2 separate regions of the Homo sapiens genome follow, and region 1 is linked to region 2. Evidence: chromatin loops called from intact Hi-C (ENCODE). Cell type or tissue: PC-3. All regions are shown on one strand. Links, peaks and the distances in the headings refer to the core of each region. The heading gives the core; the rest is flanking DNA. Region 1 holds the start of PLPPR5 (phospholipid phosphatase related 5). Region 2 holds the start of LINC01708 (long intergenic non-protein coding RNA 1708).

What was found. Hi-C counts contacts between places; a loop is a spot of excess contacts. Peaks named below come from ENCODE experiments on the same cell type or tissue, not always from the same donor. Only the 100,000 strongest peaks of a DNase experiment are listed, where the experiment ranks them.
Region 1: a loop joins it to region 2, with 2.5 times the contacts of the local background. A loop is called at or near these places in 3 of 110 quality-filtered maps.

Annotation. Positions count from the first base shown.
Region 1 is chr1:99,001,962-99,013,142 of GRCh38, reverse strand. PLPPR5 (phospholipid phosphatase related 5) reads left to right here and starts at 8,282. Exons shown (of 6, transcript NM_001037317.2): 1 at 8,282-8,708. The coding sequence starts at 8,472. PLPPR5-AS1 (PLPPR5 antisense RNA 1) reads right to left here and starts at 8,867. Exons shown (of 3, transcript NR_033940.1): 1 at 8,498-8,867. RefSeq lists an enhancer at 8,450-9,424. In PC-3, for the core only: no CTCF peak of the experiment used is centred there; no DNase peak of the experiment used is centred there; H3K4me3 peaks cover 1,776 bases.
Region 2 is chr1:99,476,623-99,487,976 of GRCh38, reverse strand. It overlaps LINC01708 (long intergenic non-protein coding RNA 1708), which reads left to right and starts at 173. Exons shown (of 3, transcript NR_125951.2): 1 at 173-232; 2 at 7,740-7,863. In PC-3, for the core only: CTCF peaks have their summits at 6,180 and 6,388 (motif pointing right); a DNase peak (open chromatin) is centred at 6,396.

The DNA of each region.
Region 1 (11,181 bases), core at 3,182-11,181, 480 kb after region 2:
AAACAGACCTTCCTTCATGCTCTGTCTAGTTTCCTAATCATCTGCTTTGAATGAGGTATTTTGTCATGAAGAATGAAAAGGTGGACGAACTGCAATTGTCTCAAGGGCGTTTTTCCATAAAAATTTCAGATGATTTTCAGAATGCTATTTTGGTGATGGTGAAAACCCTGCCCTAAATTTCATCACACTTGCATGGATTACCAAATTATGAGGCTATATTCTCCCCAAGAGTTTACAACTATAAGCAAGGAATATAATTTTCATTAAGGAAAGAAAATAATTGTCGAATTGGAAGATACTAAGTCATGGAAAATTTTAACTTTAAAAATATAATTATTGGCCGGGTGCAGTGGCTCATGCCTGTAATCCCAGCACTTAAGGAGGCCGAGGTGGGTGGATCACCTGAGATCAGGAGTTCAAGACCAGCCCGGCCAACCTGGTGAAACCCATCTCTAATAAAGAATACAAAAAAAAAAAAAAATTAGCCAGGCATGGTGGTGTGTGCCTGTAATCCCAGGTACTCAGGAGGCTGAGGCAGGAGAATCACTTGAACCCGGGAGGTGGGGGTTGCAGTCAGCCAAGATCACGCCACTGCACTCCATCCTGGGCGATAAGAGCAAAACTCCATCTCAAAAGAAAATATATAGATATAATTATTTAGGCCAGGTGCAGTGGCTCACACTTGTAATCCTAGCACTTTGTGAGGCCAAGGCAGGAGGATAGCTTGAACTCAGGAGCTCAAGAACAGCCTAGGCAACATAGTGAGATGTCCTCTCTACAAAAAAGTCAAAAAATAAGCCAGGCATAGTGGTGCACACCTGCTACTAGCTACTTAGGAGGCAGAAGTAGGAAGATGGCTTGGGCCCAGGAGGTCAAGTCTGCAGTGAGCCATGATCACACCACTGCACTCCAGCCTAGGTTACAGAGTAAGACTTTGTCCCAAAATAATAATAATTAATAATAGGTATTTATATACTGTACCACTATGAAATTAAACAAAGTCATTTTGAAAGAAAGTTGGGGAAAATATTTGGAAGAGAAGCATATCACTGTGAATATTGTTTTGTTTACTTTTCTGAGTATCACTGTTATTGTATCAGTATTTCTAAAGACATTTCATTATATCAATCAACCATTATAACCAATGCCTTAATGTGTAATGATGCCGTACATGTTCAATTAATGGAGAAGTACAAAATATTTCCACTTGTTTAGTCACTGATGACTTGCTTTAATACATCTTTAGGCTAATATAGATCTCTAATAAAGATAGAAGAACATGAATAGTGAAAACTCAGTTAACTTCATAAAAGAGGGTATCCTGGGGAACTACAGCTTTTATTAATAGAAACCCTCTTTTTTTGTCAGAACTCTTAAATTAGTAATCAAAACATGCTGAATATACTGCATTTATCTTTGATGATCTGACACAGGGGTCATTATTTTAATGTTCAGTTCTTACTGTTCATTACTGTAGCAGAACAAGATGTAGAAGATTGAATTTTTTAAGTGCTGATGGCAGGGTAAACTCTGGACATTTTGTAAAAAAGTGCCTGAAATATGTTTGTTTGGTTTTTTTTGAAACAACAACAAGACTATTTATTTAGTGACTACTATACGTCAGAAAGGGGGGGGTGCCATTTTACTCACAGATTTCTGATCCTCACAACTATCTCCACTTTACTGAAGAGGTGTAACAGCATTAGTTTTGGTTTACTTCTCTTTCAAAAAGTGGTGTGCAGAATACTATTATGTTCTCCATTTAATTGAGGCTTCCAGTGTGGCAGGGGGTCCAGTTATGAATAAATCAGGTTTTCGTTAATCAAGATTATGAACCTTGATTTGTTCATCTGCTCTTGATCCCAATTTTTAAAGATGAAAATTAATAGTTGATTATGGTCCAAGTATTAACATAAAGAATGATTTTGAGTGCCTAGTTTCTGTCATATTTTTATTTCAGTCATTTACCTAGTACAGGACACTGAAGGACAACCAGGCAAATGCTGATTAGCATTCATAGTCTGTAGCTTTGACAAAGAACCTGCAGCTGTCATCAGCTTAGTTGCCCCATGTGTTCTGTATCAGTGCTAAAGAACCTTTGTTTCTCAAAGTATTAACAGGACTTGTGATTTAGTTTAGAGTGGTCCTCATTTATCATAACACAAATAATGACTTTCAAGTGTCTTTAAGAAACATGAAGTTACAAAAACACTTCTGTAGGAATGCTGCCACAATTCCAAATGGATCAATGAAAGTTTTGCTGATTCAGCAGTGGCAGAATTATACCAGTGTAGGTGATGAATAACAATCACAGTAATGATCGTGGCTATCATGAATGGCCTAGGCTCTGTAAGGCACTTCGGTGAAGTAGGAAACATTATCCTCATTTTAGGATACTGTAGACACTGAGAAACTGAAATGACCTGGTCAAGCCCCACCATCATGATTCTACAGTGCAAAGATACAAACTCTGATCTGTTGAATCCCCAATCCTTGCATTTAACCACCATATTTCACAGACACACTCTTATGTACTTTTCTTAGTAATTGTTATAGTTATTCTCAGGGAATTTGAATATTTTGAAACGTCCTCTGATTTTATAGACTCATGGATTTATACTTAACAATGTGTATTTTTATGATTAACACATATAGTAAACAATCCAATATTCACAGATGTGAAAACAGACCAGGCAGTGATGAATCTGAGTTTTTGTGAGTTGGAACCCAGTGATGGGAAGAAAACCCGGGACCTACTTAGATTAGTCATTCTCTTTTCCTGATCACATATTTTCTAATGCAGATTTTCCCAATGCTTTACTATTTATGAAGCATTTTATAAATATAAGCCTTTTCAACATCTTTGCATAGTTAAGATTCATTCACCCAATTTTAGAGATGAGCAAACTGAGACTCAGAGAGACTAAGTAATTGCCAGGTTTACACAGTAAACATTATCAGCATGTTCCAATTAACTTTTGCTAACTTAATAATTTAAAAATGTTATGTTCACATAAGAGTGTCCCCTTACATATTAGTTAAGTATTTCATTTCTTTCCCAGCCTTAATATTTTATTTTATTTTAGCTCTTTTCACCTGGTCCATTAATTTCACATCTGTACCTTCGGTGAAATATAACTAGATTCTCTAATAAAATATACGTTCTGTTTGTGATAACTGTGTTAAAAGTGAAAACTTAAAATACTGGAAATGTAGAACAGAATAAGCTATAATACAGTCGCAGAGTAAGGCATTTTAAAGACATCTCAGCGGTCCCAAGATAAATACGACTTGTCCAGGTCAGATGCATCTGGCCTTTGAGATAAATATCCCATAACAACTGGAAACTCAAAGACAGACACTCCAATTACTACCCTAGCTGTTTTTCTTCCTGTTTGCTTAAGAAAGCAGCTACAACCTAAATTAAGCACTGGAAATCATTTTGTGAGGATATAGTACCGTATGATGTCAATATGAAGAGGTCAAGGGTGTAATCCCAAATGTTCCTACCTTTTCAAATTTGCCTTTCAGAATTTTGTATCTTTGAATTTATGTGAATGTCTTTAAGCACACATTTCTTGAGTTAACCAGATTCTACATCTTATTTCTCTTATTCAAGCTTCAGGGGCATTCCTCACATCAAGTAGTCTGGGAGTTAGTAGACTAGTGTATTTGTTCATTCTCCAGATTCAGTCCAGTAAAAAGCTGCTAGATACTGCCTTTTGTAGGCTTTTAAATAATTTTAGAATAAAATACCAGATACTCTTACTTATTCTGAAAGCAGTTACCTGGTCTATTAAAAATATCTCTTTCCAAATTTTCCCCTATGAGATCTTCCACCAATCTATATGTTAATATTTGAAGTTCCTCATTAGTTCATACTCATCTAACTTTGTGCACCCTTGAATCTCCTTAACTATCTCTAGCTCAGGTTTGACATTATGAATACAGGTTTTGTTGCTGTTGTTGTTGTTGTTTAAAGGAGAAATCTATTCTTTTGGAGATGCTTCCCGTTTGTCTTATGTAAAACTGTCTCAATCCTTCATATTACACCATCTCAGCTAAAATTTTTTTCTCTGTTTTTGCATATGGAATGAGAACATTTCAGGAAAATGGCTTGGCTTATGTACTATTTACCCGAAACACATGGAAATCAACATTTAACATTCTGTATTTTTTTTTTGGAAATGCTCAGGTATGTCTTTGCCAACAACATTATGTCTATAAACCAATGAAGGTCAAATCCTTGGCCCTTAGAGGAAAATCTCAATCTAGCTCTCTCAACAATAAAAGATTTGTTGTATAGAACCAAACTGATAATAATCTTGAGGAGCCAGGTACAGATGTACTGTACTTTTCTAGCAGACACCTTAGGTTTTCGAAGTTAAATAGGAAGAATACACTCACTTATCTAAGCCATCCACAAATATTCAATGCTCGCCCATTCAAGGACTATCCTCTATCCTACGAAGATAGAGGTCTCCTCCACCTTGACTTTTTGTACATCCATCTTCTGTCTGTGAAAGAAGAATTATAAACCTTATGGATGAGGACTATATCTTCCCATGCTAGTTGAGCACCTTACTAGTTTTTTTTTTTTTTTTTAGTTGCTGTTCATCAGTTTATTATCTATATCTGAAAAATCATCATAGAAAATTGTTTGGTTTGGCTCTCAGCAGCCCGCTCCTAAGCTCTGAGGAAGCTTGCCTTCTTTTGAGCTACCCAATCCTTCTTCTGAGCAAGGGACATTTTGGAACGGTTCCACCTCTTCTTTTTAACTTCTTTCTTGGGCTTCTTTTCATAGACCGGATTCTCTGGTACAGCAGCATGAGCTTTCTTATACATCTCCTCCATCATGTCTGGAGTTACACTGTTCTTTATGTATTGAGAGAACTGTTTCTTGTAAGCATCTTCATCTTCTTCCAAGAGCATACAGTATTGGGGTGGAGAGAGGTATTGGAATTGATAAATGTTTCTCCCAAGATTTGTCTTAACATTTACCATGGTTCATGTTTTATGGCGGAGAAACAAAGTGGGAGTGGGAGTGGTTAAGTCATGCACATCTAACTATAATATGAATGATGAGAAATTGGAAAATAAAAGTTATGAATTCCACATTTTTAATCTAGATTATTCACGTTGGTAGCAGCTGAGATAGGGACAGTTTGAAGGACAAGACAGTGTTTTGCTAAGACTGACAGCTATAATACATTTGAAAGCACAATGATGTGCCTAAGAATGAAATTAAGGATTCAGGCAGGATTGTAAAGGATTAAATATCAGTAGTGCTGTTTTTCATCTAGAAAGAGCCAGAAACTTAAGTAAAAATTGAGGCAGGATTCCAAGGGATTCTTTGCAGTTGGAAAGATATATTTTGGAAAAGAATTAGCTTAAGTGACTTAATAGAAAATAAAGTGAAGAAACATCTAAATAAGTGCCTACTTTGGACCAGGTAGCTCACATATTCTCATTTAATTGCCAAAATAAACCCAAACGTTAAAAAAATTACTTCATTTTGCCCCCGAAGCAGCTCAGGCTTAGGAAGGTAAAGGAATTAGCCCAAGGGCACATAACTCATGCTCTTTCATCCACCCTGAACCACTTCTATGAATACCTAGTCTGCTCAAATATTCATGGAAGGTGAATTTAATACTGGTATCCTTATAACATGTGTTAAGATTCAATATTAACTTTGAATTTCAGCACTGGATTGTTATCCAACCATGAATCAGTCAACGACATTCTTTCACCATCTAAAACAGACAAATAATGGGGGATATTAGAATTCTGAAGGAATATAATATCTTATTCCTGAGATGGATAGCATTTAAAGGAGAAGACAGAAGGTGCACAAATCTATAAAAATATTTGCACACTTACAAAAATATGGGTTCAACCAGAATCATTCTGTAAGCAATAAAATGAGAAGAAAGTGACTGGTGATGGCTGTTGAAATGCCCTGAGTTACTTAAGGTAGGTTAGATACATTTATGTAGAAATTAAATTTTACAAAATGTGCCAGACATAATAAGCTTAGCATCATTTAATCATTATAGCCACCTTGTAAATTAGGTACTAGTATTATCTCAATTTTACTGGTGATGAAACTAAGGCAGAAAGAGTTCGGACATCATGCCCAGGCTTCCAGAGGTGGTAAGTGGCAGAGCTAGCATTTGCACTGAGGCAATACCAGAGTCACTGCTCTTATGCTGAACTTACACCTTTTACTTCAGTGTGACCATGTAAGTATGTGGGCTGTGTTTATCCGGATTCTGACTCCTTAACCCTTGACAAATTTTGTACGTGAAAACAGTTTCCCATTGTACTTAGAGGAGTCAGTTCGTTTATTTACTCGACAAATTTTTCTTAAGTAACCATAATGTGCAATACAGTGCAGTGCTCATGCTGGGGACACAGCAGTGAACAGGTCAGACAAGGACTCTGCTGTGTTGCATGTACTGTGCTGGGCACTCCATACACATTAACAACGCAATACAATGAGTCTTAATTGTGAAAATAATGCTCACTTTCATTAGACTGAAGAAATGAGTTGCCCTTAAAAATTAACATCATTCTTCCAAAAATTGGAAAAATGTCTATAAACAAGACTTCAGGGGCATTCCTCAGCGAATGAGATAGTTTGGGGGGATTCCTACTTAGAACCAGAGTACCAGTTTAAATACCCTTACAGTCTCAGAATGATTTTCTTAATGAAGCCTTAAAACATGTATCTTTGTAGTAGTTATATTTTCATAATATAAGCTGCTCATGTCCATTTTGGAACAGCTTACTCCCACTGCCCAAAACTGCTTGTTATACACATTGCTTAGTGTTGTCTATCTTGTAGCTCTAAGTAATTAGTTGTGGAATTATGTTTACGACAATGCGGAGGGTGAGGTATGTATGATACTACATTAAAGAAACTCACACTGCCTTTACTATCCCATCCCAAAACTACCAATCATTTGCCAAATTTCAACAGATTTTTAAGCCAACAGTGTTTTGTTTTGTTTTTCCTGATGATAAAGGCCCACCTCTAAAATTCATCAAGCTACAGCCTATTACAATGAACCAACATTCTAGAACCCTGCTAAGGTGATTCCAGGTTTTAATGAGCAGGGCAGGGCTCTAAAAATATTTTCCTCCTCTTGCTTGTATTCATGCTTCCTCACCTGCTCACTGGAGTAGAGGAGTGTCAGCCTGAGGCTCAAAGAAAGACCCCTTGAGAGTCTGCTGACTAAGCTTGCAGCAGGGACCCACATGGCATGACAGAACGGGCTCCTTGCACATATGCAGTTCCATAGTTAGTTACATACCCACGCATAGGCGTGGATAGCCATGGACGGATGAATTTTTGTATGCATGTGCTGTGAGCCAGCATTGGTCTCCCTCTCCTTTATCCCGACCCCTGAGGAATCCCTGCAGTTCCCTGGAATTCAGGGAATAAAGAACGAGATGAGGCAAATAGTCCTTTTTCCTACCCTGGTGGCTGGGACCGCTCAGTGCCTGGAATCTGCAATGCCTCCTCTCACAAGCAGCTAATAAAGACAGACTGAAAAGATGAGCAAGAGAATGCATGGATCCAGGAAGGGGCCGCTGTACAAGAGATGATGCTTCGGGAGCTACTGGGCTATGATTTCTATTATTATTTGTATATACATATATATATACACAAAGCCCTAGGAAGCTGCAGAGGAGGCAAAGAAACCTCGCTGAGATTTTTCTAACAGCGCCTAGAAACCACCGCCAGGCTCCAGCCCCGGGCTGGGTCAAGGAATTCGAGGGATGCAGGCTGAACGCACCGGTTGAAACTCTGGGCGCCGCATCGGCACTTTGCGCCTTGGTGGGCTTTGCGCTCGGAAGACGCGTCCACGCACCATTTTCCCAGGCGTTGTGCGGGTTTCTTAAACCTCTCAGCTGGTGCCTCGGAAGAGTTTCTGGAAGCTCCATCTCTACTGCCTCCCCTCCCCCCCTTTTGATTTTACCCCCGCCAGGAGCTTCTCCAGCCCCACAGCGTCCGCCCTGTGAGGGGTACAGGTGCCGCTGTCCCGCCGGCTGCCGCCCCGTCCGCCCACGCAGCGCCTCCTCCGGGCTAGCCTGGGGGATTGACCCAGCGCCGCTGCTTCTCGAATGGTCTCGTGCAGGGGCGCAGCGGCCGCTGCCCGTCGCCCGGGACTCCCCGCCCTCCCTCGCGACCCCGCGCCGGGGCGGGCGGCGCTTGCGGCGGGCAGGGGGCGGGCAGGGGAGAGGGGGCTCGTCCGGGGGTAGCCGCCTCCTCTGCAGCCTGCCGGCGCCTCGAAGCCCGGACCTGCCTCCGCCTCTTCCTCCAGCGGCTCCATCCCGCCTCCCGTGCCTCGTCCTCCCGCCGCCTCCGCCGCCGCGCCCCCGGTGGCTGCCTCGGCGGACCGGGGAGGGGGCCCACCGCGTCGACCGCCCGCTCGGCTCGGCTCGGCCCGGCCCGGGAGGCGTGCATGCCCCTGCTGCCCGCGGCGCTCACCAGCAGCATGCTCTATTTCCAGATGGTGATCATGGCAGGGACGGTGATGCTGGCGTACTACTTCGAGTATACGGACACGTTCACCGTGAACGTGCAGGGCTTCTTCTGCCACGACAGCGCCTACCGCAAACCCTACCCGGGCCCGGAGGACAGCAGCGCCGTGCCCCCCGTGCTCCTCTACTCGCTGGCCGCCGGGGTCCCCGTGCTCGTGGTAAGCCCGGGGGCGCTCGCCCTCGTCGCCGAGTCCCTGATCTCGCCCCTCGCCTTCGGGGTTGAGGCCCCTCTAAGGGTTGGGGCGCAGTAGGTTTTGCCTTCTAAGTTCCTCCAAGTTATGGGCAGCCCCTTCCCCAGAGGACATTCTAGGGCGCGTGAGGGTGGGTGCGAAGGAAGCCCCCAGCTCTTCCCACACGTCACCCCCCCACACCCCGCGGTGGCTTCAGCGTTGGGTGACTGGGCGGGGATGGAAGGGAAGAGGGGCCGTAGGTGGTGAGGAGTGGGGATCCGGGTTGCAAAGGAGGTGAGCTTTGGGGGTGAACCTTGATTCCATCCACTCTGTGGCCTTGACTCGCTCACTGCCTCCTCTTCGATTGTGCCTGGAAGAAGAGCAGCGGCGGGCGGGCCGGCGAGGAGAGAGGGGATCAATTGCTGGGGTGTGAAAGGGACTCCCACTTCCCGAGTCGGGGCACGTATTTCTATTTCGCCACCTCCCTCCTTTTCAGGTGAAAGTGCCAATGGGACTAAGCTGACCAGGGAACAAATATCTGAAAAAAGAATTTGAGAATTTCTAAATGAAGAGGCCTCAGCACCAGTGCTTTGCTGAAAAGCAGGAGCTGTACCTCAATTACAAGAGCACTTCAGATTTATTTAAAGGCTGCTCCGCTCCCTGGGCAATTTAAGTCCTTTTCTCTTAGAACCTCACAGAGCATGCCTTTTGGATTTATTGAGTGTATGTGTGTGTGAGAGAAAGAATGACTATACAGATACACTCACGTGTATACACACACCTCACATATATACATATGAAATTATTGGGGATAAATTACACATAATAATATTAATTTTATTATAGTAATTTACATATGTGAATATGCTACATATTTATTCTTAGGAGAATTGTTGGTGTTTCTTTAGAAAACCTGATATTTTATGGTTCCTTTAATATTGACAAAGTATTGGAGGTTCCCTTCCTGTGATGCGCGCTCTCTCTCTCCCTCAACAGATAACAAACGGGAAATAAGAAAATGAAGGGGAAAGGAAGAATGAAGTTTTATTTTCAGTAGCTAAATGTGTAAATTGAATGTTAAGAATGTCTGTTGAATCCATTAAGTTTGGATGTTCATCTTTTTTTTTAATTTTAGGAGCAATGACTTACTAATTTGTAAAATAATGAAAAGTTCCTAACACATAAGATAGAAATCAGTGAACAAATCAAGTAATTTCTTGATAACCTTAAAGTAACTTTATCACATGTCCTGTGATAGTTGACTTCAAATTGCCTCTGTCATAATGGTTTGAAATGTGTTAGACCTTGCCCCAGATAATGTTTTACATATATATATATATATATATATATATATATATATATATATGTAAAATAAGTTGCTAAAATGTGTTAGAAGCCCCAAATCCAGCCTTCATGTTTGTGTTCTCTTTTCTCCATTTGACAAGCTGGCAGAGAAAAAAAAAAAGGTCGATTTTTGGGGGCCCTTTTTACTTTCTGGAGATCGGGGTTTCCCATGTACAGTTTTCCAGGAGACTAAATAGCTCAGATATTTTTCAAGGATTGTTTTAAAGAAAAAGGAAGAGCCTGTCACTTTCAGCTCATTGGTTTGGTCATAGCTATAATCAATAATGTCTGTAACTCATCCTTTAATTCCCATTCTATGTCTTATTTAAATAAGATAGCACTTTTCAGTCCTAACCATCCAATCATGGTGGCAGGTGCTAGTTAGAGACGAGAGCACACTCACCCAATGATTTGGATGATTCTCCACTTAGGAGGAATGTAGGACGGAGAAAAAGAATGAATTAGTCACTATTTAGTGCCTACTCTATTTTGGGTACCGAATAGTCATAGTCACGTATATTTCTCAGAGCAGCTCTTTCAGGAGATATTATCTCCAATTAATATTTGAAGAAAGTGAGGTTCAGATAATAAGGAATATCTGAAAACAAAAAAAAAGGTGGGTATGGCATTTGTATGCCTATAGGACGGATGCCTGAATGCCATGCGACTTACATTGCTTCCAAAGAGCTTGTTCTCTGAAAGAAGGTGGAAGCTGGCTGGTCAGGCAGGCATTGAGAATATAAGTGGATAGATTTTTCTGAAGTCAGAATCCAACTTGATTTCGATGTTTTGGCTTTTAGTTCTTTTAGGTACAAGAGAATGGGTTTGGGAATCAGTTTAGAAGAGAAGGAAGTGGTAGGTTTGGGAGGATGGCTGTGCTGCTGGCATTTGTTTTCCCTTCTGCTTCTAGGAATAGTGCACTCTGTCACCATGTGAGGAGCTGGGAGCAGTAAGGGCAGCTCTGCCTCTCCACTCTTCTCAAGAACGCTGGGTTAGCATGCTCACTTGGGCATCAAAATAATAATAATAATATTAACAGTACCCATCATTTGTTGAGTTACTACTTTCTTCCATATACTCTAATAAACTTTCTACATACCTTATATCCTTCTAATAT
Region 2 (11,354 bases), core at 2,231-10,230:
TGGCTAGAGCAAGAATCTAGATCTTTTGCTCTTTTTACTATATCTGATATTCATGGAGGAGTTTGTTCTACAAGAATTGTTATGATTTTGTTGGGTTGTGCATTATTCCCATTAAGGCTACGGGTTTGGTTGTTGGAATGTTTGTTAACTTGCTTTACATTTTTGCTTACAGAGTTAACAGAGATATGGCATGAACATGTATTAGAAAAATGATTCACACACAATAGAAAAAGTAAGTATAGATTATCAACTTGTTGCCAGCAGCATCAATAATTTTTTTTTGGTTACTAAATAGCCCACATAAGTTTGAGCAATATTGTCTCATTTACTACATGTCATTTAGTTGCATAGCAAATGCTTTTACTGACAGAAAATAAAATAAGATTGAAGAAAACCACACAGTATTATCAATTATTACCCATTCTTACTTCTTCTTTCTTTACTGTAGTTTTTGGAAGGGTAATTTAGTGTATTTGCTTAACAATTTTGGGGCCTATTTTCCCATTTTATCCTTACTAAATTTTAAGTAGTAGGTAGGGATTCTCTTAGTGCTGTCTGTGGAAATGTTGCAATTCTATGGCTACTATAATATCTTTTTTGACAACCTTACTTATTTCAGTGCTGGATGGTCTTATTTGCTTTACACCTCAGGGTTCTCCTCAAAACGCCATTGAGGTTCTCTCTTAAGCTGTACCTCTATAGGTAATATTTCACTTGAACATATAAACTTTAATGCAATGTTTCTAAAATAAACTCCTAATCTTCTTCCCTGCTCTCAAGCTTCCTCAAACAAATAAACACACTGGCAGAGACCGTTACCTGTAGCATGTGGCTAATTTCTAGTCAGAGAATATGAACAGAACTTATGGGTATTTCTTCCATGTCTGGCCCATATCATTTTTCTGGCCAATGAACAAACAAATAAGCCAAATACAACAACGAAGATTAAAAAAAAAAAAAAACCCTTCCTAGTTTCCACTTGGCTGGAGAAGACTGTGCCAAGCTTGGAAGCCATATTGTTGAAAGTGGCAGAGCATTTTATCGACTTGAGTTCTTCAGTGACTATGTAGAAAGAGCCCTGTTACTCTCCTAGACTGTTTGGAGAGCAAGAAATAAACTTATTCCATGTTGAGTCATTGTTTGAGTCCATTGTTACCACAGAATACTTTGATACAGAAACCTCAGCTTGTGTACCTGTGAAATGGAAATAATAACTACTTTACTTTGAGAACTAAATGAGATAATATAAACAAAGCACTTATTTTAATGCATGACTCATAAAATATATGATAAATTTTAGTCTATTCCCTTCCTTCCTTCTTCATATAGATATGACAAATACAATCCTTTTAATTCCCTTCAGAAACTTCTGCATCCACTACCCCTCTTTCTTGACACAGAGATAGTGGTTATGAGATTGAAACTCTGTACATCTCCCAATGCTGAATCTATACACAGACATGGATCCAAATTCACATTCTCTTCCCTTACTCCTGTTCCAATACTATTCTTTCTGCTATTTAATATTAGCCAGTATTTATTAAGTGATTAGCATATACCAGGTAATATGCAAAGCCCTGCATGGATTATACAATTAGATCTCATGATGTAGGCATTGTTTTATATCCCCATATTTCAGATTAAAGAATTGGGAGGAGAAAAATTAAGCAGTTTGCTCAAAACGCAAGAATATCTTCAAACTCTCTCATTCTCTTTTCACTTTTTATCTGCATTTAAATGTGCACATATCCCTACAATCTTGAGAAAAACCATTCCATGAAACTTGGCTTCCTTCTTCATTATCTTCATTTTCTGTCTCAACTTCCTCACCTTCACTCTTTAAGCCCTCTGCTCTCACCACTCCAATGAAATGCCTCTATTTTCTAGTAACACATCCAGTGGAGGCTTCCTGGTTTGGATTATCATTCAACCTTTCTGAAATATTTAGTTCTGTACCACTCTCTCTTCCCCAAAACACTAGAGGAGAGTTTGTTACATACCACACTACTTTTCTAGCCACTCTTTCTCCGTCTAACTTTGGGGACTCTTTCTTCTGACAGGTCCTTGAATGCTAGTGTCCTTCAGGGTTCTGTCCCTAAAATTTTCTTTTTTTTTTTACATTAAATATTCTGCTTATAATATCATTTACTCCTACAGTTTCAATTGCTATATATGCTACTAATTCCTAGTTTTTAAAAAAATCTCATCTACACATGTCTTTTGAATTCCATATTCATTTCATCAATTTCAAGTTGAGATCCTAAATTTAGATCCCACATAAGCACCTCAAATGTAACATATCTAAAATTGTACTTATAATCTCTCCCTCTAAAATCTTTCCTTCTAACATTTGTCCCTCTGAGCTCCTCTGTCTCAGGAATTTGTCTATTTGTCCAAATTAGAAATTACACATCATCTTGGGATCTGCTTTTTCATTCATCCCCTAAATGCAATCAAGTTCTAAGTCTTGTTAATTAATGTAAAATTTTATTTCCTAAATATACTTCCTAAATGCATGTGATAGGCTTTTTTTTTCAATCATCATTTACTACCAATTGCCATTATTCATGCCTTCTGTGCATCAGAAGCTGATGCAACATTATTTGCCATTCTCAGAAAATAGCATGCCCTTTCATGCTTTGAGAAATGATGTCTTTTTCTTCCTTTATGGGTTGGAAAACTCTTTCAATAATAACTATATTATCATTACCAGTGTGAATCTTGGGAAGTGTTTCCTGAGGTCAAGCTGGCTGCTCACCTACCCTCCCTCCTATGCTACTATAGAGCTCTGCACTTGGCTCCTTTCTAAATATTTATAAAAAGTTTCTAAGCCTTTGCCTATTCATCTCCCCTTCTAGACTGTGAGAGCCTTGAGAAAGGAAAGCTGGTTTTTATGACAGTGAATTGGATCCTTCCTAATTTAAAAATATATCTGCTAAAGGACCAGTTCACTGAATGGTCATTTGCCAAATGAACAGATTCACCAAATTTACCAGATTTATCAATTCATCCCAAATAGTTGTAATAAAGTGATTAGGATGTTTAAATTTGGTACCCAATGATGAAATATGATTTTCTGGATATTAACTTTTTAAGGTTAAACCCAACCTGAGAACCTGGCCAAAAAAATCTGTAAATGCTAAAGAATCAGTATTTATTTTTAAAATTTCTCAAAGGAAAAGCTGTTTTTCAGTTTTTTTTTTTTTGAGGGGGTTATTTTACATGTAATGAGACTTCTTGTCTACCTCAGATATGGTTTCAGTTATCTCTGAATGTCGTTTCCTATTTTGGTAAACTTTATGCATTTTCCTTATTCTTCTGCAACTTCCTCAAATGGCATACCAGCTTTCCTTTTATATCTCTAGCATTTATAGTTTAAGATGAAATTAAACTTTAATTAGGAGATTGAACTTTAAATTTAAATTCACAGGCACTAAAATAAATCAGAATTTTAAATTGAAGTTTAATGAAAGAAAAATTTTAATTAAATAAAATTTAGAATTAAAATTTAAATTCATTCAAAAGAATCAGAATTAGTTTAAACCATCACATCTCACATGAAACTAAAAATGTGATTTTTATCAAGGAACAATTAAGGTCTCTTGACTTGGTTGGCAGTAATTTGCAAATGATTCTCTATGAAAGCACATAAAAAAAGAAAAAAAAGACCACAATGGACCAAATGAAAAAGATACAAAAAAAATGGATAAAACATAAATAGATTAAAAATACTGTAAATGAAAACAGATGAATGCTAAAAGGTTGGCTCAATAAAAAATGAAATTTTAAAAGGAATAAAAATCAGTATAAATGAGTAATTTCTACATGAAACTTAAAATTTTACTTATGACATATGTACTGTTTTATATTCAGTCATCAAATCAAAATATTTCTCTTAAAATTTATAAGATTATTTTTATTAAGTCACTATGTTTGATGGGTTGGTTTTCAGGAAATAAGCCATGTGGTGAACTGATTTTTAGTGATTTTTCGCTGCTTATTTGCCACCAGCAAATTTCCCAAACTTCCAACTTCTCCAGTTTCCATAATTTCTTCTGTGAAATTGAAGTTTCTCTTCCCCCTGAGATGATCAGCTGTCTTCTTAAGTGATAGCCATTTATTCTTTTTTAACCAAGGTTTCTTAAGCTGCTCTGACTTGACGTTTTCTTCTTTCCTCGACCTGGCCCATACCTGCTTTTAGGTGTCTCAGAAATTCTTCAAATTCAGTGTTTCCAAGACTGAATGTAGGTATATTCTTCTCTTCTGGTCCCTGCTATCTGAACTCTCCAAACTTTAGTTCCTTTTAGCATTCTTTTTTTTTTTTTTTTTTTTTTTTTTTTTTTTTGAGACAGAGTCACGCTCTATTGCCCAGGCTGGAGTGCATTGGTATGATCTCAGTTCATTGCAACCTCTACCTCTGGGTTCAAGAGATTCTCCTGCCTCAGCCTCCAAGTAGCTGGGAGTACAGGCACCTGCCACCACGCCCAGCTAATTTTTCTATTTTTAGTAGATATGGGGTTTCACCATATTGGCCAGGCTGGTCTCAAACTCCTGACCTCAAATGATCCACCCATCTTGGCATCCCAAAGTTCTGGGATTACAGGCGTGAGCCATAGAATTCTCTATTTAGGATATGGCCACCATCCATCCAGTAGCATAAGCCAGAAACAAGGAATCAACCCGTCACTGGTTATTCTAGACGTTTTTCAAATGTCCATTCATTTCCATTACCCTGGTTCTAGTCCAAGTTTTGTTGAAACTCCTATAATAGTCTATTGTCTACATTATGGAATTGGGAACATTACATTTTTAAACTGCAAAGCTTAGAACAAAGGTTGTCACCTAGTAAGCATTCACTACATGTATGAACCAACATTGTATTAGTCTGTTTTCATGCTGCTGATAAAGACATACTGAAGACTGGGCAATTTACAAAGGAAAGAGGTTTAATAGAGAACTCACAGTTCCACGTGTTGGGGAAGCCTCACAATCATGGCAGAAGGGAATGAGGAGCAAGTCACATCTTACATGGATGGCAACAGGCAAAGAGAGAGAGCTTGTGTGGAAAGACTCCCATTTTTAAAACCATCAGATCTCGTGAGACCTAGTCACTATCACGAGAACAGCACAGGAAACACACACTCCTGTGATTCAATTATCTCCCACTGGGTACCTCCCACAACACGTGGGAATCATGGGAACTACAAGATGAAATTTGAGTGGGGACACAGAGCCAAACCATATCAGACATTTAATTAAAGTCGTATATTATTTGGTGTTCTCTTATCCTCATTTAAGATTTTATTTAAAAATATTTAAAATATATTTCTAAAATACAGACTATATTGCCCGACTCTTTGAAAGCTTTCAGTAGTTCCCTATTACTCCTAAAGACCTAAATTCATTATATGACCTAGATGGTTGTGCAAGCTTTGGCTTCTGAACACCTTTCCATGCTCCTGGGACACCTTTCTCCCTCTCTGGGCTCCAGGCACTGACTGTAAGGCCCTGGAATGTGCTCTGCCACTGTTTTGCCCAGAGCTTTGTTTGTATACCTTCTAGTGCACCCCTCCTCCTGCCTATCCCAGCACGCTGTGCCTCTTTTTCCCTCTTGCTTTTCTTCCTTGATTAAAAATAGACTTTATTTTTTAGAGCAGCTTTAGGTTCACAGCATAATTGAGCAGAAACTACAGACAATTCCCATATATTCACAGCCTCTCTCACTCTTTCCTTCATTTTAGCCTCCCACACTAGATCTATTTCTTTTATTAGCTCTAATAAATAAATATATTAATATTTAATATTATTAATAGAATAATAAATATATATAAGAGAACCATATTCTCTTCCTTCACACATTACCTTGAGATTGTAATTTTTTATTGTGATTATCTGTAGCTTGTCTTCTTTTCCTCATAAAGCATAGAATCCATGAGGTCAAGGACTGTACTGACTTTTTTTTCCCTGAGATCTAATCAAGTGCCCATCATATAGAAGGTCTTCAATACACATTCATCATTGTGGTTGAATAACATATGTCATATAATCCTACACAGTTTCTGGGTAAAACATATCTCTATATAATTACCACTACAACACTTTGAAGATCTAAAATAAAAATTAACCATAATTTTGCTGTTTGTTTCTGTCTCAGGCTAATTTAGCATTTCACATTTATAACTATTCTGGTCCAGTAGCTCCTAAAATTTAACCACAGATATTTTATTAAGTATACACATACTGATGGAAGTAAAATTATTCTGTTCTGTGTTAAATGTAATAATTTACTTCTATTTTTACTCTTTCTTATGTCTGTTTTCAAACCTGAAGTGTTTGATTTCCTTCTGCAAAAATTTGCTTATCTTACCTGAGAGGCACATACCACCACAAGGGGGCAGAGATAGACAAATATTCAGTTCTTTGGACTGCATTCTCTATCCTGAGACTATTCTTTGACAGAATACATTTGAGCCATTATTTTTTCCATGAGTCTCTTTTTTCATTTGCCTTTCAATTTGAAATCTATAAGTACTATTATCCTCTTCATACAGTGTATACCTTTTAAAAGATGAAGAGACCTCCACTATATAAATTGTAGGCATTATATAACTTAACTCTTTAGTACATTAAGTAATTTTAGTTATAAGAATGCTATGTTAGATGTTGCAGTAAATTGTTCACTGGTAATTTCATAGCTAGTTTCTACTGTCTTATCTTTAGCCTACACACACATACACACATGTACACACACATATACATAGATACGTTGGTGGGGGAAAAAAGAGATTTTATTTTATTTTTGCATAATCATTCAGGGAATATTTAGGCATTTATGTCATAGAAACTAGAAATTAAACATTTGGAAAGAACAGGATTTTTTAGTATAGTTTTATTATTCTATCCTTTGTGCACTAAATATATATTCATCTTTACTTTGAGTAAGAAAAACACATGCTGAGCTATATGTATCTATCTTAACATAGTTCTCATAAACAGCTTGGGTAGGACTTTATGTCAGCAATCTAATTACATAACTCACCTTGTTTTATTGGTTATTCTGAAATTTAGTTCTCTGTAAATATAGAGCCCATCCAATTTAGAGTTGAATTTTAAGAATGTTAACTTTAACGATAATGAGATAATTTATGTGTGAACAGATGCCTTGGTTAGAAGGAAGTTTAGAGGAGAAAGAGAGCTTTTTATTATAGAAAAACCAATAGCAGAAAGAATGTGACTTTGATTCAGATTGGGAATCACCAAAGATTGGTAACCACATGAGAATTTCACAGACAAATCATCTAAACTTGATGCCGGGCATTCAAGGTCATCCATAGTCTGGGCCCACACATCCTCGCTGGCCCTTTTCTCATATCTCTACCCATCCTGCATTCCATTCACCTGGACCACTTGCCTTTTGGGGAACAAGTCATACTTTTCCATGTTTCTATGTCTTGGCCCTTGCCTGCTTTCCTAATCTGGAATTACACCTCTCCACGTCACCTCCGAGTTTTCCCCCAGGTAATGCAAATAACTGAGCATATTTGTCATACTCTAATTTATTGAGCTCATGGAAAGATATTGCTAATAGACCACAATATTTTCTCCAGTCTCACTAAATGTAGCCTCAGTGTCCTTCTCAGTACAGCTTCTCAGAATAATTCAGATACCTATACCAATTAATTACTGATAGTTTATGAGATATTTGCCATCTTGCTGACTTAGCCCAAATTTGTGTCTAGATAAGTAAGACCAGGATTGGGTGGCTTTGGAGAATGTAATTTCAGCTTGAATATGAAGATGCTTGTAGAACAGTGTTCCTTCCTCTGAACATGGCTACAGAAGAACAAATCAGTTAGTCTGAAGGTAAGAAAATAAAACAACTTAAAATGTCATATAATTTTATTCATCTAAGTCCAACTGAGCTATTATATTAATCCCTAAGCACCATAGAAGAAGGGTCATGTTTATTTTGTTTATCGCCATATCCCCAGTATTTAGCCAAGGGTCTGGTATATATCAGGTACTCAATAATATTTGCTGATTGAATGAACTAATAGTGAATAATGGCAAATATTATATTTCATGCCACACCATCTTCTCCATTAAATGGGGTAGATTTGCACTCTAAGCTGGCGACTGCTCTGGAGAAAGGGTTCCCAGATAAGTAAAAGGGAAAGATTTTTTGAAGGTCAGTACATGACCTTTTGGAGGTACAACAGAAAGATACCAGCAGTAAAAGTTGGGAAACCTGTGAGTGCTTTGTCTACTCTGCTGCACTTCAAAGTATCAAAGAATCATATAATTTAAATAGTTTGGAACAAAGAGAGATTTATTCTGAGTCAATATGGATTCTATTAAATTGGACCTAAAGTATCAGACATTGGCACTATTCTGAGACCCAATCTTTGGGAAGATTTAGTTCACTCTTAAATTTTTGACGGGAAATATTTGAAAATCTTCCAAGGATATTGAATGTGATTTACATTTCTAAAGGTCGGTTAAGTCCCAGGTTAATTCCTCTTATACACTGGTTTCCTAAACTGAGAATAGAAGACTGAAAACTGAAAATTTTATTATTCATATGACCACAGGAAGTATGAACAATTTTTAGTTTAAAAACGTGAGTTGTAGAAGCAGATGGCCTCTGGACCATCTGTCTCATTTTAAAAAATTCAACTTTTATTTTAGATACAGGGGGTACATGTGCAGGTTTGTTATGTTGGTTTATTGCACTCAAGTAGTGAGCATAGTACCCAATAGGTAGTTTTTCAACCCATGCCTCCCTCTGTCTCTCCCCTCTTTAGTAGTCTATAGTGTTTGTTATTCCCATGTTTATGTTCATGTGTGCTCAATGTTTAGCTCCCACTTGTACGTGAGAACATGTAGTATTTGGTTTTCCGTTCCTGCATTAGTTCGCTTAGGATTATGGCCTTTAGCTCCATCCATGGTGCTGCAGAGGAAATGATTTCATTCCTTTTTATGGCTGCATAATATTCCATGGTGTACATGTACCACATTTTCTTTATCCAATCCACCATTGTTGGACACCTAGGTTGATTCTATGTCTTTGCTATTATAAATAGTGCATTGATGAACATAAGAGTGCATGTGTCTTTTTGGCATAATGATCTATTTTCCTTTGGGTATATCTCAGTAATGAGATTGCTGGGTCGAATGGTAGCTCTGTTTTAAGTTCTTTGAGAAATCTCTAAACTGCTTTCCACAATGGCTGAACTAATTTACAATCCCACCAATGGTATAAACATTCCCTTTTCTCTACAAGCTCACTAGCATCTGTTGTTTTTTGACTTCTTGATAATAGACATTTCGACTGGTATGAGATGGTAGCTCATTGTGGTTTTGATTTACACTTCTCTGGCGATTAGTGAGAATGAGCATTTTTTCATACGTTTGTTGGCCACTTGTATATCTTCTTTTGAGTAGTGTCTGTTCATGTCCTTCACTCATTTTTGAAAAATGGGGTTATTTGTTTTTTGTTTAAGTTCCTATAGATTCTGGATCTTAGACTGTTGTTAGATGCATAGTTTGCAAATATTTTCTCCCATTCTGTAGGTTGTCTGTTTACTCTATTGATAGTTTATTTTGCTGTTCAGAATCTCTTAAGTTTAATTGGATTCCACTTGTCAATTTTTGTTTTTATTGCTATTGCTTTTGGTAACTTAGCCAAAAATTATTTGCCAAGACTGATGTTCAGAAGGGTATTTCCTAGGTTTTCTTCTAGGATTTTTATAGTTTGGTGTCTTACACTTAAAACTTTAACCATCTGTAGTTAATTTTTGTATATAGTAAAAGTTAAATGTCCAGTTTCATTCTTCTACATATGACTAGCCAGTTATTTCATCACTATTGAATAATGAGGACTTTTCCCATTGCTTGTTTTTGTTTGCCTTATTAAAGATCAGATGGTTGTAAGTGTATGGCTTTATTTCTAAGTTTTCTATTGTGTTCCACTGGTTTATGTGTCTGTTTTTGTACCAATACCATGCTATTCTGGTTATTATATCATTATAGTGTAGTTTGAAGTCAAGTAGTGTGATGTCTCTGGCTTTGTACATTTTGCTTAGGATTGCTTTGGCTATTGGGGCTTTTTTTTTTGGTTCCATATAGATTTTAGAATAGTTTTTTCTAATTCTATCAGGAATGACATTGGTAATTTGATAAGAATAGTGTTAAATCACTAAATCTCTCTCCAGTGTTGTTTTGTGCAGTATTACCATTTTAATGACATTGATGAGCATGGAATGCTTTTCCATTTATTTGTATCATCTCTGATTTCTTTCAGCAGTGTTTTGTAGTTCTCCTTATAGAGATCTTTCACTTCCTTGGTTAGCTGTATTCCTAGGTATTTCATTTTCTTTGTGGTTATTGTAAATGTGATCATGTTTTTGATTTGACTTTGAACCTGGACATTATTGGTGTATAGATATGTTACATAGATTTTGTACTCTGAAATTGTACTAAAATAATTTACCAGTTCATGTAGCCTTTTGGCAGAATCTTTGGGGTTTTCTAGATATAGAATAATACCATCAATGAAGAGAGATAGTTGACTTTTTCTTTTCCTATTGAATGCCTTTTATTTCTTTCTCTTGCCGATTGCTCTGGCTAGAACTTCCTGTCTCATTTGTTGATACATTAAGGAAAATGTAACTAAATGTTCAGAGAAAAGTAATAGCGTATATTAGCAAATTCCTTAGATTTTGTCTCTTCCAGAGCTGTCAAACAGAACTTTTGCCATGATGACAATATTCTGTATTTGTTTTATCCAATATAATAGCCACTGGCCACACATGGCCACAGGGCACTTGAAATGTGGCTAGTACAATGGAGGAACTGAATTTTTAAATATTACTTAAAATAAATAATTAAAATTTATATTTAAATAGCCACATGTGTCTAGTGGCTACTGTATTAGAGTGCACATCTAGAAGAATATATACTTAATTAAAACTAAAATAATTTTAGAAGTAAAATTAAAAAAAATTAGAATTATAATTTTTGAGATGAGCCATTGATAATGTCAACAAGTAAGACATCAGACTGAAAACAGAAAAAGAAACTGAAGAATTGTAGTATGGGAATTTTAAAAAGCAGCAAGCTTAGCACTTACCATGTGTTAGACCCTATGCTAGACCCATTCACATTTATCATCTCAGTGAATGCTCATAACAACTCTGCAAGTAAATATTTTATCTCCACTTTATAGGCAAGAAGTCAGATATTACAATTTCCTCAGTGAAAAAACTTAAACCCATCTGGTTTCAAAATCCAGACTGTAAAATTTGAGTGAGCAGAAGAAAAATATCCAGATACAATTATGAATGTGCATCTTA